2 separate regions of the Mus musculus genome follow, and region 2 is linked to region 1. The links are chromatin loops, found by intact Hi-C in ENCODE. Cell type or tissue: left cerebral cortex. All regions are shown on one strand. Links, peaks and the distances in the headings refer to the core of each region. The heading gives the core; the rest is flanking DNA. Region 1 has its middle 17 kb from the start of Gm16087. Region 2 has its middle 34 kb from the start of Gm52008.

The links. Peaks named below come from ENCODE experiments on the same cell type or tissue, not always from the same donor. Only the 100,000 strongest peaks of a DNase experiment are listed, where the experiment ranks them.
Region 2: it touches region 1 in a loop (7-fold over the local background); 2 of 42 quality-filtered maps call a loop at or near these places.

The regions. Positions count from the first base shown.
Region 1 is chr12:106,930,473-106,946,545 of GRCm38, forward strand. No RefSeq gene overlaps it. Among named protein-coding and RNA genes, the nearest start is that of Gm16087, 17 kb to the right of the region's middle. In left cerebral cortex, for the core only: no CTCF peak of the experiment used is centred there; a DNase peak (open chromatin) is centred at 9,102.
Region 2 is chr12:107,136,550-107,152,622 of GRCm38, forward strand. No RefSeq gene overlaps it. Among named protein-coding and RNA genes, the nearest start is that of Gm52008, 34 kb to the left of the region's middle. In left cerebral cortex, for the core only: no CTCF peak of the experiment used is centred there; a DNase peak (open chromatin) is centred at 5,904.

The DNA.
Region 1 (16,073 bases), core at 6,872-11,871:
CCCCTCAGTGCTAGGTTTATAGACGCATGCCACTGTGCCTGGCTTTTACTGCAATGTTAACAATCAGAATCCAAGTCCGATTGCTTGCCCGGTGAGCACTTTATCCACTGAACCATCTTCTTCCACCCCATGTTTTTTTGTTTGTTTGTTTTTTGTTTTTTGTTTTTTGTTTTGTTTTTTTGTTTTTTTGGGGTGTTTTGTTTTGTTTTGTTTTAACTAGCATTTATTCTGATCAGATTTGGCTTTTATGAGAAATGATCTGTGTTTGTCAGGGGTTGACAAAACCCAGTATTCTTTATCATCATGTGCAATATGAAGCATGGTTTCTAAAAAAGCTGCGCATGCTGATGGCAATGTTGCAAATAAATAGATGACTAAACCTGTCCTTGAAAACAGAATCTATATCTATGTCTATGTCTATGTCTATGTCTATGCCTATGCCTATACCTATGCCTATGCCTATGCCTATGTCTATATCTATATATCTCCAAAGGTTATAGCTCAGAGGCACCCTTCAGTGTCCCAACTTACTGCACAAGAAATGGAATCCTGAAGCACCCTGCATGGGACCCAGGAGAGGCAGCTTGGTCCAGGGCTGAACAAAACAATCACGCTGTATTGGCATCTCATTCCTCAGACATCCTCCTCCTGTGCAGGAGCCTTCTGCTCTGGTACCCAGCGATTCCATCTTTAAGATCTCTTACTCCCATAAAGGGCTGGTGAGCTTGGGAGAGGGAGGACAGGAAGCCTTGTTCCTCAGTTGTGACAACAAGTACTTGTATGGCCAAGTATCTAAGATTGTCAAGCCTGTGCCATCTTGGCTGGTGTTTAGGACAGTTCTCTGCCCTGCTCTGTGTACCCATTCTGGCCCACCCCTTTACAGGTGGATCCTGGTCTTTGTAAGGCATCTCCAGCAGGATGTTGAAAATGCCAAGGACCATATCCCCAGCAAAATGCATCCACCGAATGCCACACTAATAGCATGGCACTAAGGAGGCCGAAGTTTACCAACAATCGCATCCTCCAATCTGCCTGACTTCTGTCCCTCAATAAAGGAGCATGTGTCCAGCCTCTAGCCTTCCAAGGTTTTGGGGGTTTGCTGTTGCTTAATTGTTTTTTGAGAAGTTAGTAAACAAAACAGTGTCTGGGCTGTGAAGGTCTCATTTGTATGCAACCTGGTTGGCAGCCGGCGGCCCTGGGCAGCCCTCCCTTGCAGCCAGAGTGTATCCATTAAAGCTTGGAACCCCACAGTGTTAATAGGAACCAGGCAGGGAAAGTGAGTTGCAACCAGGAATGTGTCAACAGAGACTCCAGCTCTGCTCAGCTGTGTGGGACCCAGTCCTGTCACACACAGGCAGGACTGGAGTGTCTCAGGGAAGGTCTTGGCAAGGGTACTGGGTCCAGGGTCTGGGGCTCTCTGCATCTCTTCATCCAAGCTGATGGCTACCAGAAGCCCCATCCCACCTCTAGTCCCTGGGGTCAGCCTGATGCTAAAATCTTGGGGGGGGAGCGTTCCCCATTCTCTACCTTCCTGCTTTCCTACCCTCCCCATCCACTCCTACTGACCTCCATCCCCAACCCACAGAATGGTTAGGAACTCAAAGCATTGCACTGGAGGAGTGAGGCCTGACAGAGACAAACGTGAGGAAGAAGAGGAGGCTGTGTGATAGGAGATGGTGACCTCTCCCAGGGGTCTCATCTGCAAGGCTTTGACCATGGACATGCCATGTAACTAAGGACAAACCCATGGATCCTTCTGATGTAGAAGGGGCCATGCCATGGACTACAACCCCCAGAAAGACACCTCATCAAGCCACTGAAAATGAGATGGATTCTTTCAGTCTGCAGAAGTCATTTTTGAAACCCATGCAATGGCTTTCAGGAGAAAAACGGAACAAGACTGTGATCCCTATACCTCAGCTTCCCCACTATTTGCTGAGAGATATAGTGTTCCAGCCTGCCCCACAAACCTAACATCCATGCTACCTAGGGACTTCCCCATCCTTAGGCAAGTCTCTAGGCAAGATCCAGTAACCTTGCCTAGTCCCTGGGAACCACTGTCACCCAGAAGCCCAGCCAGCAGTTAGTTTGCTTTTCTATGTCTATGTGTATTTTTTTTACACTTGGGTTTTACTTTTCAATAGAAAACTGTCTGATCCATTTGGAGCTGCTGTCCAGGAACTTCCGATAACTTTCTGGCAGCTCAGAGAGGTGCTGCTCAGTTACCTGTGTTGAGGGTATAGAAGGGAGGGCTGAAAGTGTAGGAGGGAGGGTTGAAGGTGTAGGAGGGAGGGTTGAGGGTGTAGGCGGGAGGGTTACAGAATTCTTATCAGTGGGAGGGAGAATTAATTTCCATTGTTGAAAACTTGAAAATGCCAAACAGATACAAAGATGCAAACCATCTATTACTATGTAACACAGGGACGAAACTCTCAAGATCTGGCTTACCTTGCCATTCAAATACGATTTTAGATGTTTCAGATTCATCAGGACCAGGAAATGCTCTGACCCACTGACCCACTGTCAATAACGGATGCTTTCAGTCTGCCGAGGTCATCTTGGCACTGTGTGAGAACTCTCCTTTCCCTCTGCTCTTCGGGAACAGGGGCTTCTTATTTAGGGTAAACATTGGTTGATTTGGGGGGAAATAGGTGCTGAGAAGAGGAGCCAGAGCCTTGTACAAGCCAGGTGTGCAGTGACTTCACTGATCTTTATCCCAGGCCTCTGCGACCTTTGACTTTAAGCTCTGGTAGTCATTCTTCCTCTCTCTTTTTCACACATCCACGCACATGTGCTCTTGCGCACGCGCATGTGTGTGTGTGTGTGTGTGTGTGTGTGTGTGTGTGTGTGTGTGTGTGTGTGTGTAAGTGTGCAGTGCACCATAACATACTTGTGGTAGTTAGAAAATGACTTGCAGAAGAAATCCATTCCCATCTTTTGGGCTATGGATTCTCATCATGGTCATCAGATTCGGTGACCAGCACATCTACCTGCTGAGCCATCTCACATCTCACTGGCTCTCTTTCACTCTTTCATTTTATGAGAGAGAGAGAAAGTGGGGGGGGGGAGGCTGAGAGAGGGCAAGGGAGGGAGAGAGAACAAAACAAAACAAAACAAAAAAGTAAAAACAGGATTCCATGGTTACTTTTAGAAGCTCTAAAATGATTTCAATCGCAGTCACAGTTTGGATCAAAACCAGCACACGTTCACCTCTTTTTGGTTTGTTTTGGTTTTGGTTTTGGTTTTGGTTTTTTGATTTTTTTTGTTTTTGTTTTTGTTTTTTTGTTTTGTTTTGTTTTGTTTTTTGGTTTTTTGGTTTTTTTTTTTTTGAGACAGGATTTCTCTGTGTAGCTCTGGCTGTCCTGGAACTCACTCTGTAGACCAGGCTGGCCTTGAACTCAGAAATCTGCCTGCCTCTACCTCCCAAGTGCTGGTATTAAAGGCATGCGCCACCACGCCCAGTGTACATTCACCTTTTACATTCTCAGTTTGGAATACTTCCTGTGTTAAAAGCTAGGTTCTCCCTTTTGTACAAGCCATGTCAGGCTCACGGAGTCAAAGGGGGTAGCAGCACAGAGTCTCTCTCTGAGGCCACCCCTCGCAGGGAAGCTCAGGGTTTCAGGGCTGCAGAGAGTTTCTCTCCAAGGCTGCCCTCACAGCTCTGCTGGCTGTCACTTGTGGCTCCCTGTCAACTTTTGCCTATGGTCTCTGTTTATCTATCTCAGACAAATGGAAATCCATGTGTAATGGACTGATCTTCATTCCAACTGTAAGGAATCGTATATTTTTAATATACTCCAATTTTCCATTGGTTGATATTTACTGTACACAGTGCTGGCTTTCATAAAGTCAACCTTCAAGGCTAGCCCACGCTTTGACAACATTCTCTCCTCAGAGCCTCCTCCCTTTATTCCATTTCCCAACCCCCAAACTCCCTTTCTGTTTTTATGTCATGACCCATATTACATACAGTCATAGAGCATTCTGGTGCTTGTTAGGCATATTGAGTACATCTCGAGCAGCCTACACTAACACGTGGTGAGACATTTTCAACTGGTCATACCCAAGGGAGAAGAGAATGTGTTTCCTTCCCTTCTTTGCATCTGTAGAAGTTTGGAGGAGGGGTTGCTGGCAGGTAAGGAGTATACAGAGGAGACATTCGTGCCTTTTAGCCAAGGTAGACTAAGAAAAGGCACCACGTGGTTGAGTATCCACTTTGCCAGTGGGTGGATCTGCCCGCCTCTGGAGAGATTCTTACTGGCTCTCTATTTTTTTTTTTTAATTTTTAAGGAGTATCGCCCTTGAGCCAGACCCCTTGCTTACACACGGTAAGGTCAGACGATACACCAGACCTGCCTGGAGATCTCTGGAGAGTGTCTCAGATGGACGATGAGTAGGAAGCAGATAAGAGAAAGCCACAGCTAGACCCGGCCTTTGGTTGTCACTCCCTTGCTGAGTGGCCTTGAGCCATGTCCCAACTCTCCCTGCTCCCCATTCCTCAGCTACTATGTGACTAGGAGGCTGTGAGGAGCCATGCTAGGCTAGTAGGACACTCTACTGACTGGCTGCATACTTTAGGCTCCTCCTGGAGAGTGGATGTAGAAAAAAAAATGAGGTTGTTGGCATTTTCTCCACTCAACGCTAGAACTAGATTCTAATCCTGAACTTTTCCCTGGGTTCTCTCATACGTGTTTGCTGAAGTGCCAATTTTCCTAATCTGGTGATATCGTCATCACGTCTACCAAGAGGTTGCCTACTTAATATGGTTTCCCTAACCCAGCAACCTGATATCTTTCTAGGTGAATGAAGCACTGTAATGTAAAAAGATCATCTGCCCATATTATAACAGGTAGCAGGTAAATGAGCTAGAAGTAAGGTACTAGACAATCAAACGCCAACACCTGTATTGTATACACTGCTCCAGGCCAGCGCCTACGCTGTCTCTGTACTGCACTATAGCACATAGCAAGGAAATGAGCCAGGATAAGGTCCCAGCCAGCTGAAGGCCAACAGCCATGCTGTGGACACCGCTCCAGGCTGGCCTCCACCCTGTGTCTCTTCAGATTAGCAAGAGGATGGGGGAGCTGCTCACAGAGCATCAGCAGAGCAGACTAAAGGGGTTTATACACACAGCCACTCAGCGCTCTATTCTCTCTCAGCAGCCATGGGTTACTATGTGCTTGGTCCTAAAGATGATGTTAGGGCTACCCAATGGGAAACTCTCAACCTATTTCATAGTATGTCATGACCCCAGAGAGTGAAAGTCTCACAGGCAACATCCACTGCGTGGTAGGATGAGAGTCAGCTCGATGACACTCACTATGCGGCCATTCCCCCACTTCCTCTCTCCCCAGACTCGAGTGCTTTTCCATCTCTCGAGTCTCTGTTTCTACAAGGCTTGAACTTCCGTGTCTCCTCTTTTGCTCCTTTTATTTCCTGATAGCCATCTCTGCCTCCCAGTACCCCTAAGATTTATTTGAGCCCTTCTGCCAAAAGCTGTTCTTTTTTTTTCTCTCCTGAAAGTCTTATGAGGCATAATAATCCTCATTGCCTGAAACACACACACCACTGTTTTAATCCTAAGGTTTCTTCATAGCTTAACCTTGGCTTATATCTGTGGCTCTACTTACATTCTGTTTCTCCTAGCAAAGTAACCAGCTTATGGTAGGCAGTTGGCCAGCATCTTTTGACATGCTCTGGAAAGTTCACGACAGAACCGGGAAGGGGCATTGACACTGGTTATAGGTAGTGTTGCAGCATCCAGGGAGTCCGGATTCTCATCTATGGACTAGCCGATGCTCCGAGAGGGGCCAGAGCATCTTGATATGGAAGTCAGATGGAAGAGAGCTTTTAGGCTTGTGGGTGAGCCAGGGAAAGTGGCAGTGGACTAGAAATGATGGAGTCATGAATGTGACCTCTTCATGCTAGTAGATCTCCCACAGATGTTGAGGGGAACCCCTTAGAGAGGAGTCAACCCCCTCCTCTGTCTAAATAGTCAGATAACTGTACATTCTGCTGTGTGACAAGAATGGGGTAGATTCACTCACCCTCTTGTGTTGACTGTTGTGTCTGCTTTGTCTGAAAGAGTGAAACCACCTCATTCAGGTTGGTTTGGCTTGGGTTTGATTTAAATCAGACCCAGTCTTTGCTTCTGGTGAGATCTACAGGTTTCTACTTCAGCTCAGACCCTGGAAGCTTGTTCTACTTAAACTCTAGCAGAAGAAAGGCCTAGGCCAAATCTGTTGCTTGGAGATTCTGGGAGATGAGGGCTAAGGATATGTACACAGATTCTACTTGAAGGTGAGTCTCTTCCCCAGAAATGATCCTTATTGGCAAACCTACAGCACTATGCAGGAGCAATTTTGTGCCCATTTTCTAGCAAACTTCTTGCAATCCCAACATGTGGAAGGACACATACATACACACACACACACACACACACACACACACACACACACACACAAGCGCTCGAGCGCCAGAGTGTTTATGCCAGAGAAAAAGTAGGTTGCTAGCTTGAGGCAGTTGAGCTATTTGTCTAGGGACTTAATTTTATTCTCCAAATAATCCTGACTTGGGTTATTCTTCTACCACAAAGTGCAATATCCAGGAAAGTCTACAAAGCATACAGCACCCATCCCAGCACGTGATGCCATTGGACAGTGTGGGTACTGTGCTATTCTGATGGCTCTCTCCGTCCTCCTCACCACCATCACTCTTCCCATCACCAGCACCAACATGTTAGATCATTACCTTCATTAACATCATCATCATCATCACCAAACTCACCACCATCACCATCTCATTATTCTTACTACCATCTTTATAACCACCATCACAACCACTACCACCACTGTCATGGTCATTATCATCACTTCTACCACTATCATCACCGCCGCTATTACAATCTGATACCATGTTCATCATCGCTACCATCATCATCACCACCGTCACCACCATTGACCCCATTGCAGTCACTACCGTCACCACTGTCACCACTATCATCATCTGAGCTTACCAAGAGAACCTTCCCTAGTAAGAGAAAAGTCAGCTAATATTCTCGAAGACAAACAGGTTGCTAAGGTAACTGAAAGCTGAAGCCTATCCCAGGTAGAAGGAAAGGTTGTATGCAAAGACTCAGAAGTCTGTATAAATGAGCTGGGTTATTTTTAGGCGTCAGCGATGGTTGAAATGACTATGTCTACACTTACTGGAGCAAAAGGTGTTGGCATACAGATCTTTTAAAGAGCTGAGGTGTCAAATGATAGATGGCGGTCAAGCCCTAGGAGATCTTGAATGGCACACTGGAAAGCAGAAATAATTAGAGGCCTCTGACAACATGAAGCTCAGAACGGCCATCGGTGTGGGGAAAAAAAAAACCCAGTCAGGGAACAGATCGGAGCTCTCACGCCTAGAAAGACTGGACGAAGCAGGAAGCAAAGTGGGGATTAGTACTTAAAAAACCAGTTAACATCAGTGAATACAAGGTGGCTAGGACTATTTCAAATAATTATAAAGATAGATTTCTTCCCTACTAGGCTTCTGATAAAAGGTCTCCTTGCTTCCTAAGTGCATAATCTAATTCAGCCGTTGCAATTCGGCTTTATATTTGGGGAGCCATTTACATAGCTGTGGACGTGACCCTCTGTGAGGGAATAGGTTCAAGATGGTGGGCTCTCCGTTCATGGTCTCATTTCACTGACCACGAGTTGACAGGACGGCAGAAACCTGCCCACAGAGGAGAATCCCTCCCAGCAACCGTTGCTAGTGTAAGTCACAAGCCCTTAGTTGACCAGGTAGGTCAGATGTTCCGGAGGGGGGAGAAGAGGAAGAGGAGGGCTATGGAGCTGGAAGGGGATGGACAGGAGGAGAGGGGTGTGAAAAACAGAAAAGTAAATGTATAACTTCTCCTTTCCTTTGGATACTAATGTCCCTGGTTCTATTTTTTTTTAATTTATAACTTTTAATATATGCTTCAAGTGTTCAAGAGAGCTTCTAGTGTGTAACATGAAAGACTCTTGGGGGGAAAATAAAACTGTTTTTAGTTTAGAGAGCTTTAGAGTTGATGCCAGGAACATAGAGATGAAACACACTGTCCCTGCCTCGGGGAGTCACCCGTCCATCCCAGGACACAGGCACGGACATGCTAGATCACAGGAGTCGTGATGACAGACACAGGAAACCAGGGCAGAGGAGCCCATCTGCCTGGGAGAGCAAGATGGGGGCTTTCGTGGGAGGCGAGAGAAACCCTACAGCCCACAGTGGTGGGAATTCGCTTACCATATGCTGACCATATTTTCTGAATCAAAAATCAAGAAACATGATCTGACAGAGAGTCTGACAATGGGGCAGAATGTTTGAGAGCGTAGCTGTGGCCACCATACTGGGCCATCCAGATGCAAAGAGCAGGCAGAGTTTGAACCACGGAATAACCAAAGCCAGGGTTCCTGTAGACTGTTCCCACAAATGCTCAACTGCCTGTGTCAGAACCGCAGTCCCCAGTCTTATCTAGCTGCCTGGCCAATAGCAAGGACACTGGCTGCCTCAGCATGAGGCTGGTTGGCACTCTTACCTCAGTGGCTGGTTTGGGCACAAAACAAAAAAACACATGAATTGGGAGACACTCAGACACAGGCTTTGTCCTTCTGAATGCCACTTAGTAGATTCGAGCCAAACACTAGAGGCCCCACACTGGATGGTCTTGGGCTCAGACCCTGCAGGGTACTGACAAAGTTCTCATATTGGGTATAAGAAAGACAGAAGAAGATGCTAGAAGACCAATCAGCAATACTAAAATGTCCCAAGGACTCCGTCTGTCCGTGGAGTCTGTGGCTAACCTACATTAATGATGGAGCAGGAAGAAAAAACAAAAAAGCACGCACAAGGTTGAGCGTGTGCCTCCGCTGGGCACTCGGGAAAGAGTTCACTTCGGGTGGACAAGTAGGAAGAGAGAATCCCTCGGAGCTGGAAGCAAAGCCTCCCACCCACGCACTCACGCACGGGGTTGGAGCAGGCACCCAACTGCCAGCAAGGCCCGCAAGCTCTCACTTCTGCTCTCTGACTCAGGAAGGGGCTGTGCTCCAGGAACCTGTGCTGCCAAGAAACACAGAGAGCCTTCGCAGCCAAGAAAATGTAAGGCGCCCGCCCAGCATGGGAGAAGGGCAGGGGAAGAGAAGTGGCTTTTTCTCTGCGGCTGACAAGAAGGAGCCCAGAGCTCCCGGATGAGAAGGCATGGCAGGCCTCCTCCTTCCCCTGATGTGGGTGTGGGCTGGAGAGATGACAAACTGAAAAGCATCAGTAGTGTGGCCTGAGTTTTGGCTCACATGTCTCCTCTACTGGAATTCTAGAACAATCCCACCCCTGGGATCCGGAGCTGTCTCTGGCCACGTGGTCGGTGCCGGAGGCCGGCCACCCACTTTCCCTTCCTTTCTACGCTCTTTTCTCTCCTTCTCTCCCTTTTCTTTCCACCCCCTCCCTCTCTTACTCTCCCTCTCCCCACCTTGTCTCTTTTCTTCCCTTCCCTGCCCCTCCCATCCCTCTTTCTTTGCTCCCCTTCTCTCCCCCCCTTTTTTTTCTTTCTAGCTGATACACAAAACTGGAAGAGACAAAATATGACATATGAATGGCTCTTTCTCAAGATGCTTGTAGGATCTACGAGGCTCACACACTACAGCCCCTTCTCAAGTAAATGTCCATTCACATGTCCGCTGCCCACGTGTCTCCGTGTCCACCTTCCATGGTGTCCTCCCGGGTGGGAGTGGATGATGTTCTAGTTGAGTCTTTCCTGACTGCCTGTGGTTGGTGACTGCTGGGATCTGGACCTTGCCATAAAGCTTTCACCATCCCTGGAGCTGTCTTGTACTTCAGGCGTGGCAAGGGTGACTGGACTCTGAGGGAGGAGTTCTCCAGCTCGAGCTGAGGGTTTGTGAGGCAAAAGCATAGACAGCTGAAGATTTTCCATCAATTGGGGAGCTCCTGAGCAGCCTGGGGGGGGGGGGCAGAGAAAGTCCCATGACAGCAGTGGAGCCAATAAAGGCCTGAGTTGGGAAGGATGGTGCTAGTTGCTGTCTATTTAGATGACTGAGAGAGGAAGCAGGAAGGAGAGGGAGGGGAGGAGAGGGGAGGGGAGGGGAAGGGGAGGGGAGGGAAAGAGGAGGGGAGGGGAAGAGGAGGGGAGGGGAAGGGGAAGAAGAGGGGAGGGGAAGGGGGGAAGGAGAGTCCCGACTGATCCTGGCATGCAGCTGATGTTGCTAGCTTCCCCCATATACTTGGGCTAGAGGCCCTTCTTAAGATTTGGGACTTTGACCTTAAAATCACGGACTTCAGTGAAACAAAATTGAAAGATCACAGCTACAGCCATACGAGAGTTGATTTGTGTGGTAGACAGACCAGCCACCCCAAGACACCCAAGTTCTAACCTGTGGACCTAACAAATATGTGAACTCCCAGAGGAAAAGGAGTTTGCAGACTGAAACCAAGGATTCGGAGATGGGAGATGATCTTGGGTCTCCCAGATGGCACCCATGTCATTGTCAGCGAGGTCCTTGAAGGAGAATGAGAGAGGAGGTCAAAGTCAGAGAGACAGGTGACCACAGGATGCAGAGGTCAAGCTCAGACTGATGCTCCTGATGGAAAGGCCTATGAGTCAGACAAGGCAGAAAATTCTAGAACTTCAAGAGGTGAGCAGGCTGTCCTCTAGACCCTCTTTGAAGAGTATGTTGCTCCATAAGTCCCACCTAGGACTCTGGACGCTTAGGAAGATGTGCTAGCGGGCTTTCCTGTTACTGCAGTAAAACACCAACCAAAAGCAACTCGGGGAGGAAAGGGTTTCTTTGGCTTAGACTTTACGCTACAGTCCATCACTGAGGGAAGTCAGGGCGAGAATCCTAGCAGGAAGAAAGGCAGAAATCATGGAGGAACACCTAGCTTGCTCAGCCTGCTTTCTCATACAACCTAGGACCAAGGTTGGCGCCTCCTACATTGATCTGGGCTCTCCCATTTCAATCAGCCATCACGAAAATGCCCCATGGACATGCCCATGGAACAGTCTGATGGAAGAAATTTATCAGTTGAGATTTCCTCTTTTTGATGACTCTCATTTGTATCAAGTTGACAAAGACTAACCAGAACAGAGAATAGATGCGCACTGATTCACACTTCCCCCAAAATTCCACAGTCACTTTGACAACATCAGTGGGACCCGAATTCATTCCATTTCTCAAAAGAGTCCTGCAAGGGAGGGGCTCAGGTTTCCTGGATGCCATGTGCTTGCCATTGTACAGACCAGGGACATCCCAAGAGCTCTTAATTACAGAGGAACTCAACATGGGACAGAGCTGAAGAATTCTGAAATGCAGCCCCCACATTGCCTGCCTAGAAATAGCCAGAGGGGAAACTGGGACTCCTGATACATCAGGACACATCTGTCTGCAGTCCTGGTGCTATTCGCTTGCTTCAGCTCTCTGGACTCTGGATCTTATTAATTTGCGATGAACTAAACCACGTGGATATTTCAGCACAAACTTTCAACCTTTCTAAATATTCTTAAATGATCATGAAGTCCTAACATATCTGTGGCTAAATGAGCATGTGTTTCTGGGGGGGGGTGACAACACCCCCTCAAAGGAGCCCAAATTATTTCTTGTGGGGTTGAGCTTTCCTTTTCGAGACTGACAGCACACGTATACAGATGGTGCATATGCAGGACACTGCACATCTGTGAAATTAGTGTTCTGTGGGGTGGTGATTAGGAAAAAATGCCCAAAGTCTCACTCATGGGTAAGGAAGAGTTTGTGAATCGCGTGTTAGGGAAGGCACGCCAGGATAAGTGGCTAAGGTATTTCTGATGGTAAGTGTTGGAAATGAGTGATCGTAGGAACTTTCTGCCATCAGCCTGTCTTAGATACAATGTTATACTTTCACAAGACTATGTATATGTCTGTGTCACTAGGACTTCATCAACTCGTTGTCTGGGGCAGACAGGATTCACCTTGCTTGTTGCTGCTATTTAATTAGACAGAGACAGAAATGAGGCTCATATAAACAGGCAAATATACTCACCCCTATAATCAACAGTAGCAGGGGACTGAGATATCACAATCTGCTTTAGCCCCTTCTATACACTGGCACACTATTTGCATATAGTCTATCCTCATCTCCTGTATTGTCTAAGTCATCTCATCTGCTTACCCTCCCTGACTCTGCTATATCCAGAGGAGATGGCCTCCCCTACTTACTCCTGTCTGGAATCCTACCACATATGCACTTGGATATGTGCTTCCCTCATCTCCTGGGGGCTTCTGAAGACAGCGCAGCTGACACACAGGACTGTCCATCAGTACTTCTCAGAGCCAAGAAGCAGAACCACGGCCACACAAGGCAAAGATGTTCAGTCTGAGGGACAGCTTGCCTATACTTCCCGTCGATCAGACCCAGAGCATTTTCCACAGGGAGCCTCCTCGTGTGGAAGCCTGTTTTTTTCCAGTCAAGCCAGCGAAGACAAAGGCAAATTCCTACCCACAGTCACCTCTTACACCGAATATCCCCATCAGTAAGTTACCAAGCCCAGCCTACATTCAGAGGAGGGAATCACAGTGGAAGGCGCATGCCCAGAGTGAGGTACAGCTGGGGACCACAAGGAAGGTTTAGTAAAAGACACTGGCAACATCAAAACGGACTCTCACTTGTCTATAGATGGAGGAAGGGCAAGAAGCAAGGATGAGAATATGGACAATGAGAGGTGATGTTGAGCTTTCTGGAAGTGGCTTCTGAGAGCGTGAACACTGGGTAACACTGACACTTACGGCAGGAAGTGATATGTGGAATCAGGCTAAGCTGACACAAGGGACCCTCTTCCCCAGCACCATTTGAAGCCAGGGTACGCACATGACAAGATCTCATCGCTCCTCTTACACAAAGTCCTAACAGGCAAGGCCCACATATAGATCCAGGGTCACCTGCCTCAGAACTCCACCCATTCAGGGGTCATTACCATCTGTTTCTCAGTACCTATGCGGGTATTGCAAAGGGACCTTGGATGACCATCAGTCAGCCTGCACTTGAGGCTCCTCTCTCTGTATGCCCAGGCCCCGTGTCAGAAGAACCCCTCCGTTTTTTTTTTCAGAAGTCAAGCGGCTGATTAGGTTAAGCCACCTCCACCTGAGCACACAGCCCCCCCGCCCCCACCCCCAAGCCCCAGAGATGATTGCTGTCTGTGTTCACAGGTGGGCTTTTAGCAAACTGAGTAATGAGATCTCATCTCTAAATCCCTTTCCTCTAGAGACTCACCAGGGGGAATCAGCTGGTCTGCCAAGAGACCCTGTGGCCTGTGTTTTGAAACTGGTACTGAAATTCTCTGGTCCTTGCTTTGTTTTTCCACTGCAGTCCCCCCCCATTCCCACCCCACCCAACCCCCACATGGAGACAACGACTCACTAACCTATCTTTCTCGTGTCCTTGAAGAATTGGCTGTCATGGGCTACCCTTTCTCTATGGCTTTGTCAGATACCAAATAGTGCCTACCAAAAGTCCAAATGTAACTGGGAAGCCGCGTTCCTACAGTGGTCTTTTGTATTCATTCAAAGCCATTTACATTACACACTCTGCCCCTCCCCCCTCCCCCCTCCATCCTTCCGTGTACACAGTGTCTTGGCTGTGGCCTTTAGGGCTCTTTTGTGAGGGGATTATAGGTGACAGAGCCACAACTTCTGCTTCAGGGACCATTGCCCTCTCCCAGGTGGACACCCCAGCTCCACACACACACATTGGGGTAGAAATAGATGCTCCCTGGAGATAGCATCTCTGAATTGCAGGAAGAGAGAAAGAGACTCTGAGGGAGATAATATGGCGGTCGAGGGGCTTGCCTTTCTACATTTTATTTGTAGGGTTTTTAATGACTCTATAACAATGATCCTTTTTATTTGTGCAATTTCAAACTGCAATGACTACTTCCAAATGAACTTTCAAAGCGGGTTACCCACAGTTTGTGGCAAATTTGTAGTTCTATGGAAGGAGGGGGAGGCCACAGAGGGCAGCATGTGCATGCACTAATAAGTAAATAAGCACAGTTCTGAGGGTCTCTCCTAGAAGAGGCAGTGATGCTGGCGGTAGAGGTAACTGTGGTCTTTTAGCATTGGGATACACCATGAACAGGTTCTTCTGTGTTGTTTCTTGCTCGGGGCAAGTGGCTTCATCCACTCAGAGTTGCCACTGTTAGCAGGCTGGCCCTTCCTTTAGCATGGATTCATTGCCTCTTTTACACGCAACACTTTTTTAACATGAAAAATCTGGTCTTGCAACCTCCCCAGGCTGTCCCTTGTGTAAGGCTGCCGGAAGCTAAAAAGAGCCAAGGACACCACTTTTCACAGCAACAGCAGATAAGATCACACCCACTGTGGATAGGTGACAGCCTCTGATAGGCTTGGGGTGTCAGTTTCTTGAGTCATGTGTAGCATTTGGCCCAGTAACAGCAACCTTTGCTCGATATCCCAGTTTCTGGGCAAGGCAGAGTGGTAGGTGGTCAACGTGTCTCTCATCTCTCTGCTGCAAGGCTGTGACTGATCGTTCCCTTTCTGTACATGAGAGGACAGGTTCTGGTGGTGATGTCATGTGTTAAAGCCTTCTACTGAGTCAGGAGCCTGAATCAGAAATGTCTAGTACTTAAGTGTTTCTTTCTCACAAACTGTATGACATTACTTTGTTTTTCTGAGTATTTGAAAATCCCCTTTGAGTGCTTTCCTTAAAAGTTTATTTCAGCAAGAAGGCAGCTATCTGTCCCTCCAGATCATTTTCTGGTGCTGCAAGCGACAGGAAAGGGCCTCTGGGAACAAAGATGCTTGGGCACAGGTGACAAGGGCCCAGGTGAGAAGAAAGGGCAGAAGGTGACTCTTCTAATGGAGTCTTACCATCAGTCCACAGGAACCTCGGGGGCCTGGGGCCTTGGTACGGTTAGCTAGGCTAAAAGAGCATGTTCGATCATCCCAGGAGGCAGGCACTTAGCCTGGACAATTAGACCACATAGACTGACCATATTTTGTGCTAAAACCAAGGGAATTCCTAGTGCAGCTTGCCCTGGCTTCCCCAGTATCCCCAGGAGAAAGAACTGCAGTATGAACAAGCCTGTCCACTTGTGGGACCAGTGGGGGCTCCTCGGGGTTCCATCCAAAGACTCGGTGCTCATAGAGGCCCAGAACAAGTACACCAAGCAATTCACAAATTATCCAAGATTCCATGACAACAGTTACGATGTATTTAGAGAAATAAAGAGCAGAGTCATGAAGTAGCAGAAATAATCAACTCTTGGTGTACAGAGGTAGGGGAAGAAGCAAGCTCTGACCACTCTTGCATGTGCAGAATGGGTGCGACCTGCGGAGTAGACAGGCCTGAAGTTGCCAAGGATTGAGCAGAACAGGGACATCAGCGAGAGTGTCAAGCAAAGGGCTTTCAGACTCAGTGCTGTGAGGTTTGAAATTTAAATCTAACTAAGTTGTCAACCTCTTCACTAATCCACTGATACTAGTTCCTCACCTTCTGACATCTGACTGGAGGTCTCTCACAGGAAAGCTCCTGTCAATCTGCTATGGCCCCGTATAGCCCTCAGTTACCAGATGGGAGTCACTCCTTTCCCGAAGGCTCTGTGTGGCTCCCAGGACACCTTGTCAGGTGCTGCTGTGGTGTGTGTGTGTGTGTGTGTGTGTGTGTGTGTGTGTGTGTGTGTGTGTGTGACAACCCAGGTCAGCTAGAATGCTGGGGCCAAAGCTTCTACTGGGATGAGTCCCACTCCTCAGCAGATCTTGAGTTCCACAGTCACACTCATAGCACGCACCATCTACAGCTTGGCCACCATTGCTGTTGCCTGACTGTAGAATGACTAGATATCCTGCTTTGGGGAAAACACACAGACAAACAAAAATGATAAAATTAAAAGCCACGGGACATTTAAAAATTTGACATTCTCTTGATGTAACTTCAGTATCTTCAGTTTTTAATAACATAGATTAGACATTCATAACATATGTTTTATGTGTGCATATATGTATAAGTGTGTGTGTGAGAGAGAGAGAAACAGAGAGAGAGAG
Region 2 (16,073 bases), core at 3,897-8,896, 200 kb after region 1:
TGGTTCTATACAAAAAGCAGATCACAGGGTGAGCAGGTAGCCCCGCTGTTAGAGTGTTGGCTCACATCAATGTCAAGCATTTGAGTTTGGAACTTCAGCAACCCATGAGAAGCTGAGAATGACATCTTGCTACTGTAACTGTAGCTCTGCTGTGGGGTCAATAGATCCCTTCTGTCCACCAACCAGTCAACCAAGTGTTGAGTTCCATATTAGATGAGAAACTTTGCCTTAAAAAATGTGGAGACCAACGGACTGAACTTACCTTATGTCTGCTTCTAGCATTACATGAACATACACACACACACACACACACACAGAGAGAGAGAGAGAGAGAGAGAGAGAGTCATTAAATGAGCCAGTCATGAGCAACAGAGTCTTCTCTTGGTAGGTTGTCACAAGACACTGATGCTAGAGAACTTGCATGTTAGCCTAGAAGCATCTCATGAGTTTATGGGAGAACACACAAGAAGAAGGAATTCACTCATGTGCGAAGGTATACAAGAATGGATTTCATGAGTTACTGAGCCCCAAACTACCCCACTGTACCTTTATCAAGCAGAGGGGGGCCACCTTCAGTATGGACAGGAGATACCTCATCAATTACAATGTGACAAATGGGAACTTGCCTTGAATGCTCACTTGCTGAACCAGGTGTGAATTCCTCAAACCATGTCGGCTTCCTTACATGTAAGGTGTTAAAATGAGCAGTTGTCTGAGCATTGAACACTCAGAAGGGCTTGTATTGTGGGTTAAGAACATAAAAGTGGGATCTGAGGTAAGAAATAGCTCTTATGTTACTCCTTTGAGAACATACTGATAATGGGATGGCTGGCCCCTTAGGAGGAAGATGCTGTTTTAGGCCCTTTCTCCACCTTCATTACTCTGTATGGGGAAAACACAGCTATTTTAAGAAGTTGATTCTGAATACATTCTGAGGATCTTTCCTTCAGAAGGATGTCTATGTTGATGTGTGTACTGAAGGTGCCCTCATCTCTCTGCTCAAGGAAGGTCCAGTGGGTTGTTTGGAGTTCCATTGCTCCTGGAATCCTCTCTTGCATACATACCTTTAGCACCATAAGTGAATCCTTTCATTCTGTGCTTTTCCCTCATGAGAAGAGAGGTAGGGTGTCCTCAATTATGGAAGAGCAGAGAATATTTTGAGCTGAGCACAAACAAGCAAGTGAGATTATATGCATATTCACCTCGCTCGGTTCTTGATTGTTGAGTGGATGTAACTAATGTTTTGACATTCTTACCTTAGACTTACACAGAGGGACTGTAGCCTGGAATTGTACACTAAAGTAAAACCCATCCTCCCTTAAGTTGCTTTGTGTTGGGATATTTTATCACAGCGACAGAAATGAAACCAGAACAGCTAGACAGCCTTGCCAGGCAGTGGTGGCTATGAATGGATAGATGTTTAAAGACAGAAGCTCCAGTCTAGGAGTTTGACCATTCTCCATAAGCTGTTCATTTCAAAGTGACAACCTTAGATGCCGTGCCCTCTATCCTGAAGTAAATGACTTGCCTTGACCCTGAAGATTAAGATATCCAGGATATATCTTCCCACAGCCCATAAAATCAAGAAATGTCTAGGGTGAATGGGATGTGGGTATGTATGAAGAGGAAATGGAGAAGTGGTGGACCGATTGGTCTTAAACTCTGAAACAATATATAAGCAATGTGCAAGAGAATTCCCTAAAGTACCAATTTTTGCCCTTGTCACTCCCTTAGTGTGTCTGCATGGTGTAACCTCGTGCATCTTTGACAGGATGCTGGGGACTGTATCTCCCTAAAGGAACAAGTTACCATTTCACATTGAAGATCCTGACAGGGGGGTTGGCAAATCAAGAGTCATCATACTTCAAACTCTCAAGATGGGGGAACAAATGGCTCATGTTTCATGTGTGCTGCAGGACACAGCAGCATCTCATTGCCTGGACATATCTTGAAATTAGTGTTTATGTCTTGAATGCAGGGTTCTGGAGAGAGATGCAAAATGCCTTCAGAGTTCATGACCTTAAGGAGTCTAAGAAAGTTGGGAGTCTGATCTTTGCAGTCAGGAAACTCTTTGGTTCTAGCCTGCCTCTCCTCCTAGGCACCTGTGCTTACCTGTTGATCTCATCTCAACTCCAAAAGGAGACATTATCTCTTAACCAGTCTGTGAGGACAATGAGAATCACATAGGAAGAGAGTATGAAAAGGTAGAATACATGAAGCAGGCACCATGCAGGGAAAGGTCTTGAGGCCACATATCTCACAGCAGGCTCAGCAACTGTCAAGCATCCCCTAAGGTGCAAGGCCACAGCCTTACAGGAGCCCCCCAGGCATCCTTCTGAAGGGCTTGAGGGAGTATGCAAGGTAACTTGCCAATAGCTAAATGGCCTCATCAGTATCTGCTTCTCCTTCTGCAGCTCAAGGCTTTAGACAATTCAGGAGGAACATAGGGAGGGAGGAGAGAAAATATCTCTCAAGAGTATCTTGTAAGAATACAATAACAAAAATAGAGTCTTACATGAAAGGAAGGCAAAAAAGAAAGAGAGAGAGAGAGAGAGACATCGAGCCATGACAGACAACATCCGCTCTCATTTCGGTTTCCTGGAAGCGGAGTGTGGTTGGACAGATGGGTGCTCTATCGTTTCTCTAGAAGAAACGATAAGATGTAAATATGCATGGCCATCTTCAGAAGGGCAGGGTGAAGAAGGGTGTCTGTGCCCGGTGGTGGCTTCTAGGCTTGTGGCAAGCTTTCTTCTTTGGTCTGTCACCCCACCTGCTGAGGTCTACAGCAACAGCTCTCAGGGGCCCACGGGCTCTCTCATCTCCCAGAAATGGGTCATCAGGAGGGTCTGGCATCTCCCTTCCATGTTGGCACATTTTTCTCTGGAGAGGCTTCTATATCTTTCTCAAGATTAACCAAAGATCCTATGACCATGGTCATCATCTCGTGGGATCTTCCACCCTGATATCCATGGAGCTCCAGGGCATTGTCTGGTCTCATTGTTTCATGTCTGCATTACTCTGGATTCTTGCAGAACTTTCTCACATATCAATAAATACTTAGACTGAAAGGCATGGGCAGTAACCAGCAGGCCTGTGTCACACTAGGAAATGAAGATGGCTTACCTGGCTCACAGATCCACACATGCCAGGTAGAGAGTAGAGAGACCCCTTTGCACCTGAGGTTAAATAGTCTGTGACTTTCTTACCTACTGCTCTTGTCCTTAAAGAGAAGACGAGTACAGGACCCTAATTGGGTAGTAGAAGGATTCGAGTCTAAGACATTTGAGGACTGAAGAAGAGAAAGAACCAGGGGAGATAGAAGTCATTGCTCCTCGGTCTTGCTAATCACCAAAAGGGTTGGCACATGATTAGGTTATTGGAGATAAAAATATATTTTAGTTAATTCTGAATTTCTAGTGCCAAATTGGTATGTTGAGAGCAGAAGGATGCTCAGCTATCTGCGGTACCGGTAAGCAACTGAAGGTATGGAAAAAGATAGAGATACACAAGGAATGAGAGGCCTGGCTTCCAGATGTCTACCATGGATTCTTTTAGTGTTTTCAGGTGAACTTTTGCTCTTTGCAGAAATGGCCAACTGCAGCCAAAGGGTGAGAGTGAATTTTACCAGATGGCTTGTGGTCATGAATATCAAAGTCTGTTGACTAAGGAATTTCCACTATGCAAGGCTGTATAACAGAGGTGACCATGCCTTTTCATGAGAGTGCAACAGCTAAGCAAGCCCTCTGGGCTGTTAGTAGACACATGTTCTGTGCTTTAATTCAGCAGGCTATTCCTAAGCCAGTCATAGACCCTGAATGTCCAAACTCAAGCATGTTCCTCAGAGTATTAGAGACCACTCTGAGATTCCAACTCCAGCAAGCAAATACTGAATGAGATGGACTTGTCTTAACTAGGAGCTCTCCGAAGCATGGGGAGATGTTGCAGTGAGAGTGGTAGCCCAGGTTCCTGATGAAACAGGAGTTGCAGGAAAGGTGAGGTGCATGTTGGGAGTGTGGTGTTAGCCTGGGTCTGACCCATGTGTCCAACGGGAATCCCGGATGAACCTGTTGTTTTCAAACAAATAGAAGGGTCTGGTTTGTGTACTTAGCAGGCATTTGTTTTTAAAACTCACATACACAGTTTGCGACACATCACAGTGATGGAGTATTCACCTAAAATGGGCAAAACCTTGGGTTTTATCTTTAGTCTTACTCATAAACATAAGTTAAAACCAAATAAAATCCATTTATTTTTATGACCAACCTAGGTTGTATGGTATGGGATACATTTCTGGAAAGGGAAGATCAGTTGAGAATCCTGTATGGTTTAGAAGTGAAACCTACAGTATTTGAGTTAGCTGCCTGGGAGAAGATCTTTCCCCGAGGTACCAACCAGACGCCAAGTCCACCTGAAGTAACTTCAGGGGGAAGTCACCATAGGGTGAGGCACATCCCTTTAAGCTCTTTAATGTGGGGCGTAAGGTACCAGATGCAGGTAAGCAGAGCTGAAATTCATTCCACAACAAAGCACAAAGCTTGCCAGGTGGTAGGTCTGCCACCTATCAGCTCTGAGGTACTGGAGTCTGGAGGTAACATGCTCATGTTTGCGTATAGCTTGCCTAGTGAGAGCATGCTCCAGCTCTCTTTCTTAGCGTCTTCCTTCCTTATCCGTTTGCTCCCCAGATAACCTCAAAGAGAAAGTAGAAGCTCTGGTCTATGAGAGACCAAAGGTGGGACCTAGACAAGATGATTCCCTTCAAATAGGATTCTCAGAGAGTGAACCATCTCTAAAGAGAACATCCTGCAGGACGCTGTAAAGAGACGCTTGCAAAGCGGGTGTCAGTTGGTAAGCTCACCTCATCTGAGACAGAGAGAAACCCCTCCCTAAACCCCACACAGGTTGTTCAGTAGACACGTTTATTGTCACTGCAATAAAGGGCACCAAGGCCCCTCCCTTCTTCTTCATTCATCACCTGCTAGTGGGTGCTACCAGAGGGGCTTACGACCAACTGGTGTTCATTCTACAGACAATGAACAACAAACATATCTCTGCTTTGGCTAAGATCATACATTATTTGTTTTTAAATGTTCTGATGAGTTGGAAAACTGATTTTAGAATCCTGGCTTACTCTCAACCATCATGTCTGAGTTGATGGAGTTTAAAATATCTTTGGTCCTTCAACAAAAATACTGTATCTTATTTTAATTATAGAGTGCTAATGGAATACCTACTGTGTACATTCTAATTATATGATATTTATGAAATATCTACATGTGCATTTTAATATTTATGAAACATTTACTGTGTGTATTCTAATTATACGCTATTTATAAAACACCTACTATGTGCATTTTAATTACACAATATTTACGAAACACCTACTGTGTGCTGCCAGTTTTGCTGGGAACTGCGAAAGACTGAGTCATTCCTTGTTCCACCTAAGAAAAGTCAGAGGCTGGGGGCCTATGACGATCAGAGCATGTCTTCAAGTGTTGAATCAAAACAAAGAAAGGGGAAAGGGGGGAGGGGGAATGAACGTGGTGACCATGAAGGCAGAGAGCTAATGATCCTGGGAAGGAGGTGCTGCAAGAGTCCCAGGAAGAATCCACACTAAAGAAAGTAAGGCTGAGATTTTCAAATGCAGGCACTTTTAGTTGTCCTCCTGCATGTGCTGGCATTAGCACTAGATATGTTGGTATCTATGTAGATACGTTGGTATTCTATGGCTAGGAAGATCTGTGTGATGTCTCCTTCCTGCTCTGGCAGTGTTCCGAGCCCTTCCTAATGTGGGTGAGAGTGCCAGCACCATATTGAGGGACTTCAGCAGACCCGCAACAGCAGTATGGATGCTTTGAGCTGCAGGGAAGTCAGCATGGCCGTTTGGACCACGCTGGTTGGATCCACCCACTCTTCACTGGCTTGCTACCCACTGCACTTCTGGAAGGAGAAAGAGAAGAAAATGTTGCAGGCACCCACACTTCCAAAAGGAAGAAACATGTCAGTTGTGCCCACTCATGTCATCCCTGCTTAGTGACAGGCAGAAGGATGCCTACTTGGAGTGGCCGAAGCTCCAGAAGGCAAGGCGTGCCTGAGCTGCCCACATTCAAGAACAGCGTGGGAGTTGGTCACTGGCACAGAAGGCTGAGGGAAGGAGAGGTCCAATGGCAGAAGTGACACTATGACTCTGTCCACTTTTCCTTTTAGATGGAGAGGCCCTGGAGCCCAGGGATAGCTAAGGCTTAATCATCTATCTAGCACCAGGAGACCCAAAGCTTTGTCACGCAGCAGGATTTAATAGCGATGAAGAACAGCAAAGGCTGTGGCATGCTGCATTGAACTTGACTCTCAACGGATGCAGGGATGCACTCAGAATGGGAAAGGGATTTTATTTTAGAACACCTTTGGTTCAATGGCATTGACTCATATGCACTATCAAAGCTCTAATGAATGTCAGAATGCATCAAAGGGCCTGGAGAGGCTCAGTAGTAAAAGCACTTGCCACACAAGCCCGATGACCTCAGTCTGGATCCGAGGGAACCACGTTTGCAAGTCTGGATATAATGGTGTGTATTTGTAACCCCAGGACTCCAACAGCAAGATGGTGTGGAGAAAGGGGATGCATGAAAAGCTCATGGGCTGGATAACTTGGACCATGTGATGAAGCGGTATAAGTCAGAGAAATCCTGCACCAGAACAAGAAGCGACTCCTAAAAGTTGTCCCCTGACCTCCACATATGTGTCATGGTATGCACATGTGCTATGGCACATGTACTTGCACATATCAGTATAGTATATACTCACATATACCATATATACATACCGCACACTCAAAGGCATACATACTACTCACACATGTATCATATATACATCACACACACATAAATGCATACACACTTAATAAACATACCTACACACCAAAAATATGTATACTTCTCTCATGCACACAAATCACATGCACACATACAGATTCTATAACATGCCACAACCACACATACACATATATCACATAAACACACAGCCACATATCAATATAATATACACATGCCATACACATATACATATCATAGACATACTGAATACACACCTCTCAGACGCATGAATATTATGTTCACATATCGCATCATACATCATATACATACCACACTTGCACACACATTCTACATATAATGTACACGCACACAAATATATCAAAGAAGGCAAATAAGCAAATAAAGGAAGTGTCAGGTCTAATTCCATGGCAGTCATATGAGCATGGGCTAGGAACTCCCATTTAATAATGAGGCAGACAGACACACCTCCTACTTCAAACACAGAGATGCTCTATATGGACCCACAAAGCCAGCATGGCAGGGTTGCAGTGTCCAGCCAAGGCTGGTAAAGGTTTCTAAGTCCCCAAACAAGCAGAAGTATCTATGTTCATATGGGGTTCATGGGGGGGGTACATTCAAATCTAGAGTATCATCGTAATTAGATTCAGGCCTCCTTGTTATGACATTGGCTATGGACCATGTTAACTGGGGCAGGACTGTGTTTACAGGGATGGTGTAGAATCCCTAGGGAAGTCCTTTGTCAGTAGGATCTCCTGTCCCATAGCTTTCCCTGGATGGTGAGCCTCGCATACCTGCTGAGTGCCCATCAGATAGAAGAGAAGAGTCCTATCCTTGTAATCTAATGCAGAACTGTATGCTGCCACCTTTGCTACTTATCTGGCAAGTGACAGAGAGTCTGTCCATCCCATGGGAAGCAGTTTCTGCCATAGAGTTGTGGATCTTCACCTCCTGGAAACTCAACCACCAAGATCAAATCAAGGAAACCATCATTTGTCACTCAGAATCAGACAACAGCCCTGAAAAGCTGCTTACAGACTCAGATTGATCCGAGGGCAATGGATCCCAGCCTTGGAAACCCCTGGCCTTCAGGGGTGGGATTGAAGCCTGGTGGACACAGCTCCACATTTCCAGACTCCTGACTATAATGTGAGAAGCACTACTCTAAGAATCTGATTGGGTGGGGGAGCTTAAATGATTCAGAGACAAAAGAAGCAGTGGTGTGGCTCCTTCCCCATTTGTCACCTGTGCCAGTTGTTAGGAAACACCCCAACACTCTAGCTTTCATCTAAGAGCTGCCCAGGCTGAGAGATTTTGAAAATGGCTAACTGCACAGCAGCCTTTTCTAGAACTGAAGTGGTGTGGCTGTAGACCCTGATTCTATGACACCCATTCACTCAGCACAAACCTGTCAAACCTCTACAAACCACACTGCAGACAACTGTAATTCTGGATGAAATGGGTCCAATTTGCTCTCTTGAAGAAAAGTGGGCCAGCTAGATGGCAGAATCAGAGGGACACTAAGAACTCTCCAAGAAGAGAGAGGTGGAATATTCCAACCAAGGAAAGGACATGCAGTTTTGTTTTTGTCTTGGAAGCATCAACAAATATTCTTTAGGGTAGACGATCAGGCAAAAGTTTTCAATTTCAGACAAACTTTAGTTTGAAACAAGGAGAAGGAGAGTTACCATGGAGACCGAGGTTGTGGTGAAACTGAGCTTTGAACATGAGCCTGCACAGCGACATCTCTAGGTTTAGTTGACCTGAAGGGCTATGCAGCACACTGACCCTGCCTGGCAGCAGTGGTCTGTGTGTCCAGGTCCTCAGCAAAAGCCCTAGTGGGTTTTCTGCAAAAGAGTAACATGTTCAGTTGACCCCATGAGAAGATAAATCTGACTATGGAGTCAGGGATGCTGATGGAGCCAGTCTGGAGACAAGTCCTACGTCTGACTATGGAGTCAGGGATGCTGATGGAGTCAGTCCAGGGACAAGTCCAGCAGAAGCAAAGCTCTGACAAGAGTACCAGGTGGATCAAGCCCACTCCCAATCCCCTGACACCCAGCTAAAGAGATGTCGGTGTGACTATGTATTATTGTTTTCTGACATCCCATATGTTGAGACTGTCCCCTCCTCCTGGTTAGAAGGAAGTGGGTGTTAGGATCCAGAGTGAGCTGTTTCCTTTGACCCAATGACTCACACTCTACTTCTCAGACTAACTCTTCCAGTTCCCAGTAGATAGCCACAGGCATCAGTCGGATACCGAGGATCAGAACCTGAGCCTTGAAGTTACACAGAAGGCATTGACCTGCTCGTCAATACCTACAGATTCCTGTCCAGGGCTCAGTTTCCCGTCTAATGCAAGGAGGAGGAGTATCTGCAGCTTGTGGCCTTGGTGACGCATCACCTGGGTGCCCTTAACCCCGAGACTGGAGGGCAATAGACTCTCATCTGTCATGGATGTCCTCTATCACCTCGCTGCAATCCTGAAGGCCCAGGCTTTTAGAAAGTCCACAGTCGATAACTTATTTGGCTGTCACAACTAGCCTGACCTGAACTTACTAGGCAGCAAAAATTGACCCAGACTGACACCGGGCTATTTATAGCCCGTGTTTATTTCACTTCATGCACATGTTCATACATTTTCTGTAGAAATATCACTGTGCCTGATTGCAAGGCATGGCCCCAGGTCCCACTGGGGGTGTTAAATAATACTAATGCATGCAACTGCTTACATTCTAAACGGGAAGCCTTCTGAATGCCAAAGGCCATGTGGCCTTGAGGTTTCTCTTACAGAGTCGTGGATTCGTTCACATGGGATAAAGCTCGCTCTGTTTTGAGGAGTGGCTGGTGGCTTCCTCACTCAGATAAAAAGGAGTTCAGGGCTAGAGAGGTAGCTCTGTTGGTAGACTATGCACCCACTATGTATAATGTACCTACTATGTGTAAACCTTCTGGTCCAGCCACCAGTACCTTAGGCATAAAGCAGATATAGAGGCGCAAAATTGTAAACCAGCACTTGGTGAGCAGAAGCTTAGCCACACAGGGAGTTCAAAACCAGCCTGAAACACATGAGATGCTGTCTCAAATGGTAGCAATAATTGTAATGTTATTAACAACTAGTCAGATGTTTTTAATCCATCAGGTGCATAGGAAGAGAAGGAATTTGGATCTGCAGAAGGGCAGGGTGCCCAGCTCCCTCTCGCCACCTAAGGAGACCCCACCCCCAAAGCTTATTTCCTGTGTTTACCTCCCATTTGCAGGCTGTGAAGAGAGGGCAGGGTGTGTGTGATCATCCCTCCTCTCAAAGATGAGAGAAACTGAGGCTCAGAGTGTCCCAGTGACTTGCCAGAGACATCCCCTCAGCTGGAGAAGAACAGATACCCATGTGGTTGGAATGCCAGAAGCTAGGCTCTGGGCCCAAAGCCTTGTTTCTTTGGGTTATGTGTTGAGTGCATTTTTTTGAGCACACAGGAAGTGCTCAGTAAACGCACTTGCAGTTGGACTATTTCTTTTTACATTTCCCCATCCAGCCCTCATCTCCTCCATCACCAGGAGGGAGGTAAGGTGAGCCAAACTGAAACCACAGACAACGCTGTTAAAGTGGTGTGTATCAGAAACACGGCATGGTAGAAATGTGCTGTCTGTCTGTCCTTCACTCAGTCTGATTGATTAAGCAATACGAGGTTCTCTGAAATGTCCTCCCTTCAGATAAATAACCAAGGCGTTAGGCTGAATCTGACTTGTAAGTTGTGATGTAATGGGAAAACACCTCCCGTGAAACCGGCAGGGTGAAGGCCAGCAGAGGTTTCTGGATCACAGAGGAAGGGCTTCATTCAGGGACCATTTCATCCCCCGCTCCTCTGAGCCCCACTGTGGGCCCTCACGCCGGGGCATTTCAGAAGCTCTGTGTGTTCATTCCTGGAATCTTCTTGCCTTTCATCTCGTTTGCTGTGTACAGTAGCTCGCCTGTCCCCATCCTTCCGAGAATGTCTCAAGCCCTGCCTTGACTGTAAAGCCCTGGGTCCTTCTCATACCTCTCTCCTACCTCTTTCTCTGTGTCCAGGAGCTGTAGTCAGAGTCATGGTACCAATGACCTGGGCATGGGAAGCCCCGAGCTCTGGTTCTCTCTCTTCTTTCTTCAAGGGTGCTATCACATGGAAACTTTGTCTTTAACTCTTAGTTCTTCATAGATGCAAACAGTCAGTTTCGTCTGCCCGATGCTGTTCTCCTATGAGGAAGCATGGGTACCACATTATCTGAGGAAGGCAGAGCACTCTGTGTGAGGTGTGTGGAGCCCCGCAGCTATCATCTGCTCTATGGCTTTCCATTTTTTACTTCCTAGCTCTTGATTGTTTGATGGTCGAGTGTCCTTTTGAGACCATATGGCACCAGAGTCTCCTTTCTCGCCTTGAGACACACACACACAAGGAGTTATGCCTTTCTTACTGTTATCGAGGGTCAGTGATTTTTCAGAGTCCCCCCTTCTTCCAGTTCGGGCTTTTCAGTGTGGCCTTTTGGGCAACTGCTGCTGTATACCTGAGGGTTAGCTTGAATGTATATTCCAAGCTTTGTGTGTACATTGAAGCAAGATAGGTGGGAAGGAAGGGCAGCCACCCTAACCTCATAGTCTGATGGTTTTGGGGCTCAAACCTGGGGTCAGGTTGTGATTAGGCTACTTATCAGAGCTTTATGGGTTTCCAATAAACAGATGGATGGGTGGTAGAGAGCACTGAGGTGGACAGTCAGATCTGGGGTGACCTAAGACTTAGATAAGAGACAAAAATTGTCAACATAGGCTCATGGTTGGTCCTAAATGTCCAAGCCCTGCAAAGGTCAAGACCCTTCTAAAAAGACCTCACACAAGCCTAGCTTTTAGGATGGACTTTGTCCCTTTCAGGCTGCCCAGGAAGGGTCAGAGATGGGGACTTTTGTCTGTGAGGACATTCTCTTTCCTTGCGAGTCACTGGCCTTCTAACATCCTATATGTGATTTCTGAGTGCCTGACAGGCACAAATTACTTTTAGTGAATTCATAGAGCGTGAACAGAACTCCAGCACTCTTCTCCTGGTGGGACTTTCCACGGGTTGACCCGAGCAGGTTTCTATAAAGAAGTGACAACTTGCCTGGAGGCCCTTATCCCCCGACTGGTAGGGACAAAGCTGCAAAGTGCTATATCATCTTCCTCTCCCCTCCTCAGCCTCCCCACCCCACCTCAGGGAGGGCGCTTACTGCTGGGCCTGGCGCCAGAGGAACTGGTGGTTGCTTTTGTGGTCACCCAGCAGTTTTATGAAGGCCCTTGAGGTACTTCAAGTACCAGGTGGCCCCAGTGTGGTTAAACTGTCTGGGGGCCGAACTCTGTCAGTGGCCACCTGAGAAGCGCAGGGGCCTGAGGGTGAGAGCTGTTCAGTTGGCTGTGGTGATAATTACATAACACAGGGAAGGCACAAATGGCCATTGTCAAGTGCACACTCACGTATGATAAACGAGCGCATTCCCAGTCTTCTGGGGCATTTGATGGGCACGACCTGGTTTGCAGAAACTATTCCTTTGTGGAAGTCACACCAACCCCCTGGGTACGTTGTTTTCCAGAGTTGCCCAGATGTAGAAGCTGGCTGTCCAGGGTTCACCTGTCATGGAGCCTTTGGTGAGCTGTGTGAGAGTGTTCTTCATCACAGACCCCATGAGCCAAGAGTACTTTTGTTATGTGGGCAGTGACACCGGCAGCCCTGAGTCCAGTAGGGGACAGTCTTTCTGGGCCCTTAAGCTCTCAAGCAGGCGTGAGGCAGAGAGTTATCTGCCTCTTGGTCTTCCTAGCTGATGTGCCATAGAGTGTGTCTCAGGCTGTAGTCAGATTGCAGAGTCGCTCAGATCCCTTCTCAAAGTACTTGGAAGCTTCAAGAAGACGTTTCAATACGATCTTCTCCTGCTTTCAATCCTTTGATCTTCCTTCTAGAATGGCCTTTCTCAATCTTCCTAATAACCTTTTCATAACCCTTAAATAGATTTTCTCATTTCCTGATGCCACTCCAACCATCAAATTATGTCATTGTTACTAATCTTGCTAGTTATGAACGTTAATGTACATGGATGGCATGCAGGTCTTCTGATATGCAACCCCTATTGAAGGGTCCTTCCATCCCCCACTAAAGGGTAGGGACTTTTAGTTTGAGACTGTTATAAAAGCATTGATCATAGTCTGGCATAGACCAGCAACCAGGAAGACATACAATTAAGGACATATGTGTGCATACGTCACATGTATACACAAGCACCTGCATGCCTATATTTGCATACAAACACACACGTATACACATGCATGCACATCAACACAAAAACACAGACACAGACATACCTTCCACCCTGAAAGTCAAACACACCCCCTCCTCCATGGAGGAGATCTTTGGTGGGGAAATGCAAAGCAGTTTGTTCAAGGAACATTCCATAGGTGCCCAACACCACGTTTGGCTCTTTGTAAATAATATGCCTTCCTTGAGGCTCCCAGAAAGTTCCCTTCACTAAAAGCTCTTGTTAAAGCTCCTGTCCTAGTGTGGATGTACTTATCATCTTGATTATCTCTTTAGGCTATACACTACCCTCAGTGCAAGAGCCCCCTGACCCCCAACTGTCAATCATTGCAGGGCTACACATTAAGTCAGTCAACAAATGTGTGTGGAGTTTCTAGTCGGTACTTTGTATATAGTGTTATAGCGCTCTCAGGCTAAGTACAGACTCAAGGATCTGATTATAAGTGAATGAATGAATGAATGAATGAATGAGTGACAAACTAGGGAGAGATAAACAGTGGATTCACTGAATTGGAGGCCCTCGACATAGCCCTCAGAGAAGAGGTTGTCTGTGAGCTTGGCACGGAAAGTTAGAACAATTGAGGTGGTCAAGTGTAATGGCTGAAGGCAGAGTCCTGCTTCCCATGAGGGGTCATGTGCACAGAGCTGAGTCTGACTCCTCAGACTTCACATGTCACAGCATTAATTCCTCATGAGGCAGCATGGGGAAGTGGGGCCTGGTGGGAGGTGTCTTAGTCATGGAGCAGAGTTAACCAACGGAGTAGTACTTTTCTGTATATTTATAGCCCACATCCCCTGTTGACATAAAGTCCCTTTTCTCAACTCCACACATGTCCACTCACTTCTAGTTTCTGTTGTCAGTTGAGAGAACATGAGGCCCTCACCAGAGGTGGCTACCCAGTTTTGAATTTTTTACCCTCTAAAAACAAGTTATCCCATGTCCTGTATACTGTTATAGCAGTGAACATGAGGTAAGACCTTCCTCGGTCATAGCGAACAGCTTCATTCGTTCACCCCTCTACATCAGTATTTACAACCATGAGCTAAGAATTTAAAGTCCACATCTCATGGGGGTTATTTAAGCATTAAATAAGCTCATGTATGTAGATACTCAAGTTTATGTTAGAAGGACCCTAAAATCTAGCAGTCTGGCAAGTATTTGGAAATTGTACAAGTACATAAATATATTTATAGCTAAAATAAAACCTCAAGCCAAACAATAGGAGAGAGACAAGGTTGACCCAACTTCACCCTTCAGGGTTCCAACTCTCTTCTGTCCTCTGTAGAAGACTCATGGCAACTTCTTACCAGATGCCCACGTTGGAGGCTGGAGAGCTTAACCCTCCCCTAGTCATCTGGTCTCCATGGTCAGGCCCTTTCCTCCTCTGCCCTCCTCTTCCCTATGGGGTTTAGTCACTTCAGTGCTAATAGCCAGAGCCACAAACTCCCTAGTCTCAAGAGCTTGAGGTAATCCAGCCCACCAATTAGGTGAAATTAAAGCCAGGTAATTTGAACCCATCTGCTGGGCACCTGACCACAAACCACCTCTTAGCTAACCCTGAGTAGGATCTGATTACTCCCCCAGCGCCTGCCCTGCTTCATTACCACGGCCATGGGAAAGGAGGAAACCGAAGGGTTACTGGGGTCTTCAGTTAGTGCTTTGTCGTTAGCATGGTTATTACCCAAGTTGCCTCTCCTGGGACAGCTGGAGACAGTGGGGACCAGAGGTTCCCAGGGCTCAACAGATGGATGAAGGTTTCCTCAGACAGGCCAGCAAGGACCCGGGCTCACCTGGCAAGGTGGGTGGATTCCAAGAGGCCAAGCTAAGGACTCATGGTCCCACCTCAGCTGTTTAACAGATGGCTCTTAGGGACAATTATGGTATCCAAGCCTGAAAGCTGGCATCAGGTGAGCCCAGGTGTGCCAAGAGGATACATACTTTAGACTGTGGGAAGAGTTTTAAACATTAAAGTCAAGGTTGTTGATGATACAGCAGACCTCTCCCAGTGGGATTTTGTGAGCATTAGAACAGACTCTTTTTTTCTAGAACGTAAAGTCGTCTACACTGAGTTAGCTGGGGTACAGCCCAGCAAGCTGAACACTTGGTGCACCAGCGTGGGGACCTGGGTTAAGACGTCCAGCACCCACATACAAAGCTGAGCTGTAATCTTCGCACTGAGTGTGAGGGAACAGGAGGAGGCCAAGTCCAGCTGACCACTGAGTCTGGCTGAATAGGAGCTTCAGCTTCAGTGAGATATCCTGTCTCAAAAAATAAGGTTGAGTAAGACTGAGGGAGACACCTGCCATTGACTTCGTCTCTATGTGCACATATACTTGTGTGTGTGCTCACACATATGGACACACACATGAACACACATGCATATATAGAGTGTGTTGGCACACATGTCTCCACTGAGAGTGAGTGGGGCCCTGGCATTCCAGAAGTTAGTGCAGAAGATTCCACTATGAGAGGTCAAAGACCTCCAGGCTTACCAAGCCCTTTGGTGGCTTTCCTGTATCCCTATATTTTCCCCTCTGAGAGTGACAGTGAGCTCATCATAGATTGAAGATAGAAGCACTCTAGAGTCCTGCTCTGCTCTCTAAAGGAGAGATCACCTCTGTAGAGGGCAATACACCCAACACAGGAGTGAGGAGACACACAGGGTGTTGAGGTAATGGGATACCCTGGTCACTTTCCCAATTGCTAGGTCATAATACTGACAAGAGCAACTTAGAAGGAAGGAAGGAAGGAAGGAAGGAAGGAAGGAAGGAAGGAAGGAGGGAGGGAGGGAGGGAGGGAGGGAGGGCTTATTCTGGCTCACAGGTCAAGGTTTAATCGGGACAGGGAAGTTACCTAGTCACTGCAGCAAGAGAGTGAGGCAGCTAGTTCCATTGTGTCTAGAGTCAGGAGGCAGAGAGAGATCAATGCCAGTTTGTAGTT